Linked DNA regions of Homo sapiens: region 1 is linked to region 2. Evidence: read pairs that join two places in POLR2A ChIA-PET (ENCODE). Cell type or tissue: GM12878. All regions are shown on one strand.

The links. Peaks named below come from ENCODE experiments on the same cell type or tissue, not always from the same donor. Only the 100,000 strongest peaks of a DNase experiment are listed, where the experiment ranks them.
Region 1: POLR2A ChIA-PET joins it to region 2 with 7 read pairs; 3 of 35 experiments call an interaction of 5 or more read pairs at or near these places.

Annotation. Positions count from the first base shown.
Region 1 is chr1:199,838,583-199,843,582 of GRCh38, reverse strand. No RefSeq gene overlaps it. Among named protein-coding and RNA genes, the nearest start is that of NR5A2, 190 kb to the left of the region's middle. In GM12878, no CTCF peak of the experiment used is centred here; no DNase peak of the experiment used is centred here.
Region 2 is chr1:199,947,265-199,952,264 of GRCh38, reverse strand. It overlaps LOC105371682 (a long non-coding RNA gene), which reads left to right. Exons shown (of 3, transcript XR_922404.1): 3 at 4,581-4,618. Among named protein-coding and RNA genes, the nearest start is that of NR5A2, 78 kb to the left of the region's middle. RefSeq lists an enhancer at 2,717-3,916. In GM12878, no CTCF peak of the experiment used is centred here; a DNase peak (open chromatin) is centred at 3,109.

The DNA.
Region 1 (5,000 bases), 110 kb after region 2:
GGCTAATTTTTATTGTTTTTATTTTTATTTTTTAGTAGAGATGGGGTTTCATCATGTTGGTCAGGCTGGTCTCAAACTGACCTCAAATGATCCACCTGCCTTGGCTTCCCAAAGTGCTGAGATTACAAGCGTGAGCTACTGCGCTGGGCTGAGTTTAATTGTTTTGATTTTTACAAATAAATGAGAACATGTGATGTTTGTTTTTCTTTGCTTGGCTTATTTCACTTAATATAATGATCTCCAGTTCCATCTATGTTGTTGCAAATGACAGGATCTCATTCTTTTCATGGCTGAATAGTACTCCATTGTGTATATGTACCACATTTTCTTTATCCATTCATCTGTTGATGGACACTTAGGTTGCTTCCAAATCTTAGCTTTGGTGAATAGTGCTGCAACAAACATGAAGTTGCAGATATTTCTTCAATATACTGATTTATTTTCTTTTTGGTATATACCCAGCAGTGAAATTGCTGGATCATATGGTAGCTGGGAGAGCTTTTCTTTATTAATGCTATTGGCACTTCAGTTTTTGTTTTGTCTCATATTTTTTATACTAACAAAAAGCAGACTTGGTAAAATATGGTAAGCATTCCAGATATTCAATAAAATTCTACAAATAAAATTCTGTGTCATTGAGTTATTATCTAGTTCTGTTTAAAAACTGCTGTGATTTAATGTGAGCTAGGTGTTGACTTATTATGTGTATCTAAAATGAATTTTTTTTTTTTTTTATTTTTGAGACAGGGTTCACTCTGTCACCCAGGCTAAAGTGCAGTGGCATGATCATGGCTCACTGCAGCCTCAACCTCCTGGGCTCAAGTGATCCTCCTGCCTCAGCCTCCTGAGTAGCTGGGACTACAGGTGTGTAACACCAGGCCCAGCTAATTTTTTTTGTATTTTTGTAGAGATGGGGTCTCCCTATGTTGCCCAGGCTGGTAAAATGGATTTTTAACATTAAACTTTTATTTGTATTTTAAGATAATTGTAGCTTCATATGCCCTTGTAAGAGATAATACAGAATGAGTGCAGGCATTCTTTACCCAGCTTCCCTAAAGTGTAACATTTTGCAAAACTTCAGTACATTATCACAACCAAGATACTGACATTGATAGTCAAGATCCACAAAGTTTCCATTACCTCAAGGACCTCTCATGTTGTCCTTTTATGGCCAGACTGACTGCTCTTTCACTTCCATCCCTCCTTAACCCCTGGCAACTACTAATCTGTTTTCTATTTTTATAATTTTAAGAATATTATATAAATGGAATCAGGTGGCTTTATTTTGTGACTGGCTTTATTCATTCAGTATCTTTGGAGATTCATTCAGGTTGTTGAGTTTGTCAATATTTCATTCATTTTTATTGCCAACTAGTGTTCCTTGGCGTGAATACCGCAGTTGTTTAACCATTCACCTGTTGTAGAACATATTTTTTCTTTTATTTTTGCTATTACAAATGAAACTAATATAAACAGCAATCTTTTTGTATTCATTTTTTCTGTGGTAAATGCCCATGAGTACAATTCCTGTGCCATATTGTAGTTTTATGTTCAGCCTTTTAAGAAACTGTCAATATGTTTTTCAAAGTGTCTGTACTATTTTATATTTTCACCAGTGATGGAGGACGGATAAAGATTTTCTGCATCTAGTATTTAGTGATGTCACTATATTAATTTTAGCCATTCTTATAGGAGTGTAATGATATCTCACTGTGGTTTTAATTTGCATTTCCCCAAAGTCTAATTACATAGTGTACGTATATACCATCTGTATATCCTCTTCTGTTTTATTAATTTCTGTATTCATCTTTTCACCGATGCCACATAGCCTTGACTATTGTAGCTATATAATAAGTCTTCAAGTCAGGTAGACTGATTTTTTTCCCCACTTAATTCTTTTTTGTATTCTTTTATTTAAAATTATTATTATTGTATTCTTTTATTTAAAATTATTATTATTATGCTCTGTCACACTGGCTCGAGTGCAGTGGTACAATCATAGCTCACTGTACCCTTCAACTCCTGGGCTCAAACAATCCTCCCACCTCAGCGTCCTGAGCAGCTGGGACTAGAGGCACAACCACGCGTGGCTATAATTCTTCTTTTTCAAAATTGTTTTGGATAGTCAAGTTCTTTTGCTTTTTTAATATAGATTTTGGAATAAATTTTCTATACCTACAAATGTTTTTCAAGGATTTTTATAGGAATTGCATTATATCTGTATGTTGATTTTGAGATAATGGACATATTTTCTATATTGACTCTTCCAAATTGATGAACACAGTATGTGTCTCCATTTATTTAGATCCTCTTTGATTTCTTTCATCAGTGTTGTGTAGCTTTCACAATACAAGATCTGTACATGTTTTGTCACATTTATATCCAAGTATTTCATTTTCGAGTGATGAAAATGTTATTGTATTTTTAATTTTGATGTCCATGTGTTCATTGCTGGCATGTAGAAATACTATTGACTTTTGTATATTTATCTTATATGCTGGAACTTTGCTGAACTCACTTACTAGTTTTAGGAATTCCATTGTATGTTCCTTGAAATTTTCTATGCAGATCATCACATTATCTGCAAATAGGGGTGGTTTCATTTCTTCCTTTGCGGTTTGTTTGCCTTTTATTTCCCTTGCCATCTCACACTGGCTAGAATTCCCAGTGTTATGTTGAGTAAGGGTAGTGAGTGTGGACATCCTTGTCTTGTTCCTAACCCTAGGGGTAAAGTATTTAGTCTTTACCACTAAATGCTAAATACTTTATTATTAAATATAACATTGATTGTATTTTAAAAATAGATTTTTTGCTAAGTTCAGAAAGTTCCACTTTCATCTTACTTTTCTGATAATTTTTATCCATGAAATTATGTCAAATGCTTTTTCATCAATTGATATAATCGTGATTTTTCTTCTTTAGCCTGATAATATAAAGGCCTATGTTAATTTTTGAATATGGGACCAGAATCTTGCATCCCTGAAATAAATTCTACTTGGTTATGATGTATAATTCTTTTTATATATTGCTGGATTCTATTTGCTAATATTTTATTAAGGAATTTTACTTCTTTTTTTTTTCTTTGAGATTGCTCACTCTGTCACCCAGGTTGGAGTGCAGTGGTGCAGCCTCAGCTAGTGAGCCGAGAGGTTGCAGTGGCAACCTCTGTTTCCCAGGCTCAAGTGATCCTCCTACCTTAGCCTCCCAAGCAGCTGGAACCACAGGAGTGCACTAGCACACCTGGCTAATTCTTTTTTTTTTTTTTTTTTTTTTGTATTTTAGGTAGAGGTGGGGTTTTGCCATGTTGCCCAGGTTGGTCTTAAACTCTTGAGCTCCAGTGATCCACCTGCCCTGACCACCCAAAGTGCTGGGATTACAGATGTGAGCCACCACACCTGGCCAAGGAATTTTACTGCTATATTGTACTGTCGTTGTCTAGTTTCAATATCTGTGTAATGCTAGCTTTATAAAGTAATTTTTTAAAGTAATTTTTAAAATTAAAAAAAAAACAACAACTGTAACTGCAGCCTGTAGGGTGGCCATTCTGAAAGACTGGGAAACAGACTCTGGCAAAAAGCTAGAAACAAGTACTGCCTATAAAATGATTTGAGAAGTGCTCTTTTGTATTTCCTGAAGGGATTACGTAGAATTGGTGTTAATTTTTTGGAGGGTAGAACTTTCCAGTGAAATCCTCTGAGCCTAGAGATTTCTATTGTGGAAGTTTTAAAATTACAAATTAAATTTCCTTAATAGTAGAACTTTATTTATTTATTTATTTATTTATTTATTTATTTATTTATTTATTTATTTGAGACAGAGTCTCGCCCTGTCACTCAAGCTGGAGCGCAATGGTGCGATCTCGGCTCATTGCAACCTCCGCCTCCCAGGTTCAAGTGATTCTCGTCCCTCAGCCTCCTGAGTAGCTGGGATTACAGGCGCACACCACCACTCCTGGCTAATTTTTGTATATTTAGTAGAGACGGGGTTTCACTATTTTGGTCAGGCTGGTCTTGAACTCCTGACCTTGTGATCCACCCACCTCTGCCTCCCGAAGTGTTGGGATTACAGGCGTGAGCCACTGCGCCCGGCGAGAAATTGTTTCTTTTCACTTGAGTTATCAAATTTATGTATGTAGAGTTGTTTGTTTTGTCTTGATTTCCCCTTCATTCTTGATGCCTGCACAGTCTGGTCTGCAGTGACATCCCTTGTCTTTTTTTTTTTTTGTTAAATTAGTTTAACTTTTAAGTTCAAGGGTACATGTGCAGGTTTATAAAATAGGTAAACTTGTGTCAGGGGATTTGTTGTACAGATTATTTCATCATCCAGGTATTAAGCTTTGTACCCATTCGTTATTTTTCCTGATCTTCTCTTTCCTCCCACCCTCAGCCCTCTGACAGGCCCCAGTGCATGTTGTTCTGCTGTTTGTATCCATGAGTTCTCATCATTTAGCTCTCACTGATAAGTGAGAACATGTGGTATTTGGGTTTCTGTTCCTGCATTCGTTGGCCGAGGATAATGGTCTCCAGCTACATCCATGTACCTGCAAAAAAACACGATCTTGTTCTTTTTCATGGCTGCATAGTATTCTGTGGTGTTTACTACATTTTCTTTATTCAGTCTATCATTGATATGTGTTTAGGTTGATTTTATGATTATTCTATTGTGAATAGTGCTGCAATGAGCATACACATGCATGTATCTTTATAATAGGAAGATTTATATAATTTTTGGGTATATACCCAGTGATGAGATTGCTGGGTTGAATGGTATTTCTCCCTCTAGTTCTTTGAGGAATTACCACACTGTCTTCCACAATGGTTGAACTAATTTACACACCCACCAACAGTGTATAACTGTTGCTTTTGCTCCACAACCTCCCCAGCATCTGTTATTTTTTGACATTTTGGTAATAGCCATTCAGAAGATGTAAGATAGTATCTCATTGTGGTTTCGATTTACATTTCTCTAATGATCAGTGATGTCAAGCTTTTTTCGTATGG
Region 2 (5,000 bases):
TAGGTGGCCACCACTATGCCCGGCTAATTTTGTGTTTTTAGTAGAGATGGGGTTTCACCATGTTGGCCAGGCGGGTGATGAACTCCTGACTTCAGGTGATCCACCCACCTTGTCCTCCCAAAGTGCTGAGATTATAGGCATGAGCCACCATGCCTGGTCATTCACTCCCTAATCCTAACAAGCTCCAGTGTGTTTATCATTAAATTATCTCTCCATGGGGCGTGGTGGCTCATGCCTGTAATCCTAACACTTTGGGAGGCCGTGAGGGGGTAGATCGCTTGAGACCAGGAGTTTGAGACCAGCCTAAGCAACCCAGTGAGACCCCCATCTGTACAAAAAATAAAAATAAAAAAGTGTCTCCTCTTGAATCTATTCACTTGTCAATATCTTCACTAGCACCACACTAGACCAAATTCCTAGTGCTCTTGCCTGCACTGAGACAGAAACTCACTGCAGATGCTTGAGTCAGTCAGAAAGGTTTTACAAAATTCAGATCTGATCATATCAGCCAGCAAATCAAAGTCCTTCAAGTACCTTTCTTCTTTTTTTTTTTTTTGAGTCAGGGTTTGTCTTTGTTACCCAGGCTGGAGTCCAGTGGTGTGATCTCGGCTCACTGCAGCCTCCACCTCTCAGGCTCAAGCCATCCTCCCACCTCAGCCTCCCAAGTAGATGGTGCTACAGGTGCTCACCACCATGCCTCTCTAATTTCTGTATTTTTTGGTAGTGTCAGGGTTTTGCCATGTTGCCCAGGCTGATCTTGAACTCTTGGGCTCAAGCGATACTACTGCCTTGGCCTCCCAAAGTGCTGGAATTACTGGCGTGAGCCACTGCACCTGGCCAGGCTTGTGACTTCTGACCCCTGTTTTCCTCTTCAGCCAGTCTCATATTTGTTTTCAGCGCTTTTGTGATTTTGGCCTTATTTCAGTCCCTCAAATATATCAAACTCCCTCCTACCATTGGGCTTTTGCACATGTAGTTTCCTCTTACTGGAATGCTCTCCTGTATTTAGTCACTTGCTATATTCCAGCCTTTTTTTTTTTTTTTTGAGACGGAGTCTCTCTGTGTCACCCAGGTTGGAGGGCAGCCCAGGCTGGAGGGCAGTGGTGCGATCTTGACTCACTGCAACCTCCGCCTCCTTGGTTCAAGAGATTCTCCTGCCTCAGCCTCTTGAGTAGCTAGGATTACAGGAGCGCACCACCATGTCCGGCTAATTTTGTATTTTTAGTAGAGATGGGGTTTTACCATGCTGGCCAGGCTGGTCTCCTGACCTCAAGTAATCCACTCACCTCAGCCTCCTGAAGTGCTGGGATTACTGGCATGAGCCACGGCTCCTGTTTTTGCTTTCTATTTTACCTTCAGATACACGGTTGTGGCATGCAGAAGCTCAATAAATATTTGCTATGAATATATATGTGTGTATATATATATATATATATATATATACCCACACACATATATATACATATATACATACACACATACACACACACACACACACACACACACACACACACACACACACACACATATATGTAGGTAATAGCTATTACCAAATTCCTTTTTTTTTTTTTTTTTTGTGATGGTGTCTTGCTCTGTCACCCAGGCTGGAGTGCATTGGTGCCATCTTGGCTCACTGCAACCTCTGCCTCCCAGGTTCAAGTGATTCTCCTGCCTCAGCCTCCCAAGTAGCTAAGACCACCACCAGCTAATTTTGTATTTTTAGTAGAGATGGGGTTTCACCATGTTGGCCAGGCTGGTCTCGAACTCCTGACCTCAGGGGGTCCACTCACCTTGACCTCCCAAAGTGCTGGGATTACAGGTGTGAGCCACTGCGCCTGGTCCCAAATTTAATTTTTTTGTTTGCCTTTTAATTTTGTAGCAAAATATAAAAATGTTGTGCCAAAATTAAAATTTTGTTTGCCCTTTAATATGCACTGATATTTAAACATTTTACATAGTTAAATCTATCAATCATTCCATTATGGCTTCTTTTATTGGCATCATGCTTCAAAAGCCCTCTGTCACTTGAAGAAAATATAAATTTTTATGTATTTTTAATGATATAGCTCTTTCTTTGGAAAATATTAAATTTTTAACTATCTGGAATGGATTTGAGGGCAAGATGACAGGTAGTGAAGCTTTTGTTCTCCATATAGTAGCCACTTGTCCCAAAATACTTTATTATTTTATTGAATGCTCCATCATTCCTCCAAAGACTTAAAATGCCCCTTGTTTAAAAAATATTTTTTGGGGGGGGTCTCTCATTGTTCTGAGCCTCACCCCCAGTCTCTGTACAGGGGAGCTGTTTTCTTTCTTCTTTATATATATATATATAGATATATATATATTTTTTTTTTTTCTGAGACAGGGTCTTGCTCTGTCATCCACGCTGGAGTACAGTGGCATAAACACTGCAAGGAGCTCAAGTGATCCTTCATGTCAGCCTCCTGAGATGATGGACTATAGGCACATGCCACCGTACCCAGCTAATTTTTTCATTTTTTGTAGAGATGGGATCTTCCTATGTTGCCAGGCTGGTCTTGAACTTGGAGCCTCAAGGGATCCTCCTACTTTGGCCTCCCAATGTAAGCCACCACATCCAGCCACAGATTTTTTTAAAATTTAATTTTCTTTTATTTATCTGTCATTGTGGTGATGCATCATTTTAATAATGGTGGCTTTATAAAGCATTTTAATGTATGATTATATCAGTTATCTCTGGCTATAATTATGCTTCATAACAACCACCCAAAATGCAATAGCTAACAGGGTTCCAGGAGATAGTTAAAATCTAATGCTGTAAGGCATTTATTATATATAATGAATTAACTATGTACTATCTTGGGAGAATTGAGAAAATAGACACAAATGATTTTTCTATAGGAATTATTTTCCTCATGGAAACCACACTAAGGAAGTATGGCTTAAAACAAACATTTATTTAGCTCATGAATCTGTAGTTGTGATTTAAGCTGAGTACTTTTTATAGTTTTAGCTGCACTCATTTTCATGTCTGGTGGTCTGCTGGCTGTGGGCTGGGGTGATGTGTGCGACTGGGTCCTATATGTTTCATCCTTTAGTGGGCTAGCCCAGACATGTTCACACAGTGAAGTGCAGAAGGCAAAACAGGAAGCAAATGCACAAGCACTTTGTGAAGCCTCTGCTTGCAGCAAGTTTTCTAATGTCTCATTGGTCAAAACAAATCACATGGCTAACTTCAGCCCTGAGGGCCTGAGAAATATACTCCACCTTCTCATGGAAGGAGCTGTGGAGTCATATTGCAGAAAAGGTGAATGCAGGGTGGATTAGAGAATTGGGGCCATGGTAGTCTTCCATTATTTTTCTTTAAAATTCTTTACTGGCTCGTTCCGCAAACTTGTTCTATTTTAGAATTACTTTGTCAAGACAAAAAATCCCCATTGGTTTTGCATGAAGAGAAAATGTAAGTCAGCCCCTTCCATGTCCCTGCAAAGGACATGATCTCACTGCTTTTTATGGCTGTATAGTATTCCATGGTGTATATATACACATTTTCTTTATTCAGTCTATTATTGATGGGCGTTTAGGTTGATTCCATGTCTTTGCTATTGTGAATAGTGCTGCAATGAACTTATGTGTGCATGTGTCTTTTTTTTTTTTTTTTTTTTTTTGAGATGGCATCTCGCTCTGTCACCAAGGCTGGAGTGCAGTGACGCAATCTCGGCTCACTACAACCTCCACCTCCTGGTTCAAGTGATTCTCCTGCCTCAGCCTTCTGAGTAGCTGGGACTACAGGCATGTGCCACCACGCTTGGGTAATTTTTTGTATTTTTAGTAGAGACAGGGTTTCACCGGGTTAGCCAAGATGGTCTGGATCTCCTGACCTCATGATCTGCCTGCTTTGGCCTCCCAAAGTGTTGGGATTACAGGCATGAGCCACCGTGCCTGACCTGCATGTGTCTTTATAATAGATGATTTATATTCCTTTGGGTGTATACTCAGTAATGGGATTGCTGTGTCGAATGGTATTTCTGTCTCTAGGTCTTTGAGGAATTGCCACACTGTCTTCCACAAGGGTTGAACTAATACTCCCACCAACAGTGCAAAAGTGTTCCCTTTTCTCCACAACTTCACCAGTATCTATTATTTTTTGATCTTTTAATAACAGACCATTATCCTTAGCAAACTAATGCAGGAACAGAAAACCAAATACCGCATGTTCTCATTTATAAGTGGAAGCTAAATTATGGGAACACATGGACACATCGAGGGGAACAACACATGCGGGGGCTTACCGGAGGGTGCAAAGTAGGAGGAGGGAGAGGATCAGGGAAAATAACTAATGGATACTAGGCTTAATACCTGAGTGATGAAATAATTTGTACAACAAAACCTTATGACGCATGCTTACTTGTGTAACAAACAAACCTGTACATCCTGCACATGTACCCATGAACTTAAAATAAATTTTTTTAAAAGAAAATGTAAGTCAGATGCCCAGCTAGGTGCTTTTACATATTCATTTCATTTAATCTTTCAGCAAATGAAAGTAGCTGTCATCATTCACACTTTTTTTCTTTTTTTTTTTTTTTTTGAGACAGAGTCTTGTGCTTGTTGCCAGGCTGGAGTACAGTGGTGCGATCTCGGCTCACTGCAACCTCTGCCTCCTGGGTTCCAGTGATTCTCCTGCTTCAGCCACCCAAGTAGCTGGGACTACAGGTGCGTGCTGCCACATCTGGCTAATTTTTGTATTTTTTAGTAGAGACAGGGTTTCACCATATTGACCAGGTTGGTCTCGAACTCCTGACCTCGTGATCCACCTGCCTCGGCCTCCCTCCCAAAGTGCTGGGATTACAGGTGTGAGCCACTGCGCCGGGCCTCATCACCCACATTTTATAGGTAAGGAAATTGAGGTCCAGATAGATTAAATAACTGTTTATCAGATAACAAGGTAAAGAATCTGGACTCAAACTTATTTCTTGCTTCATTTTATACTTCTCCTTCCACTGTTCCCTGACTGC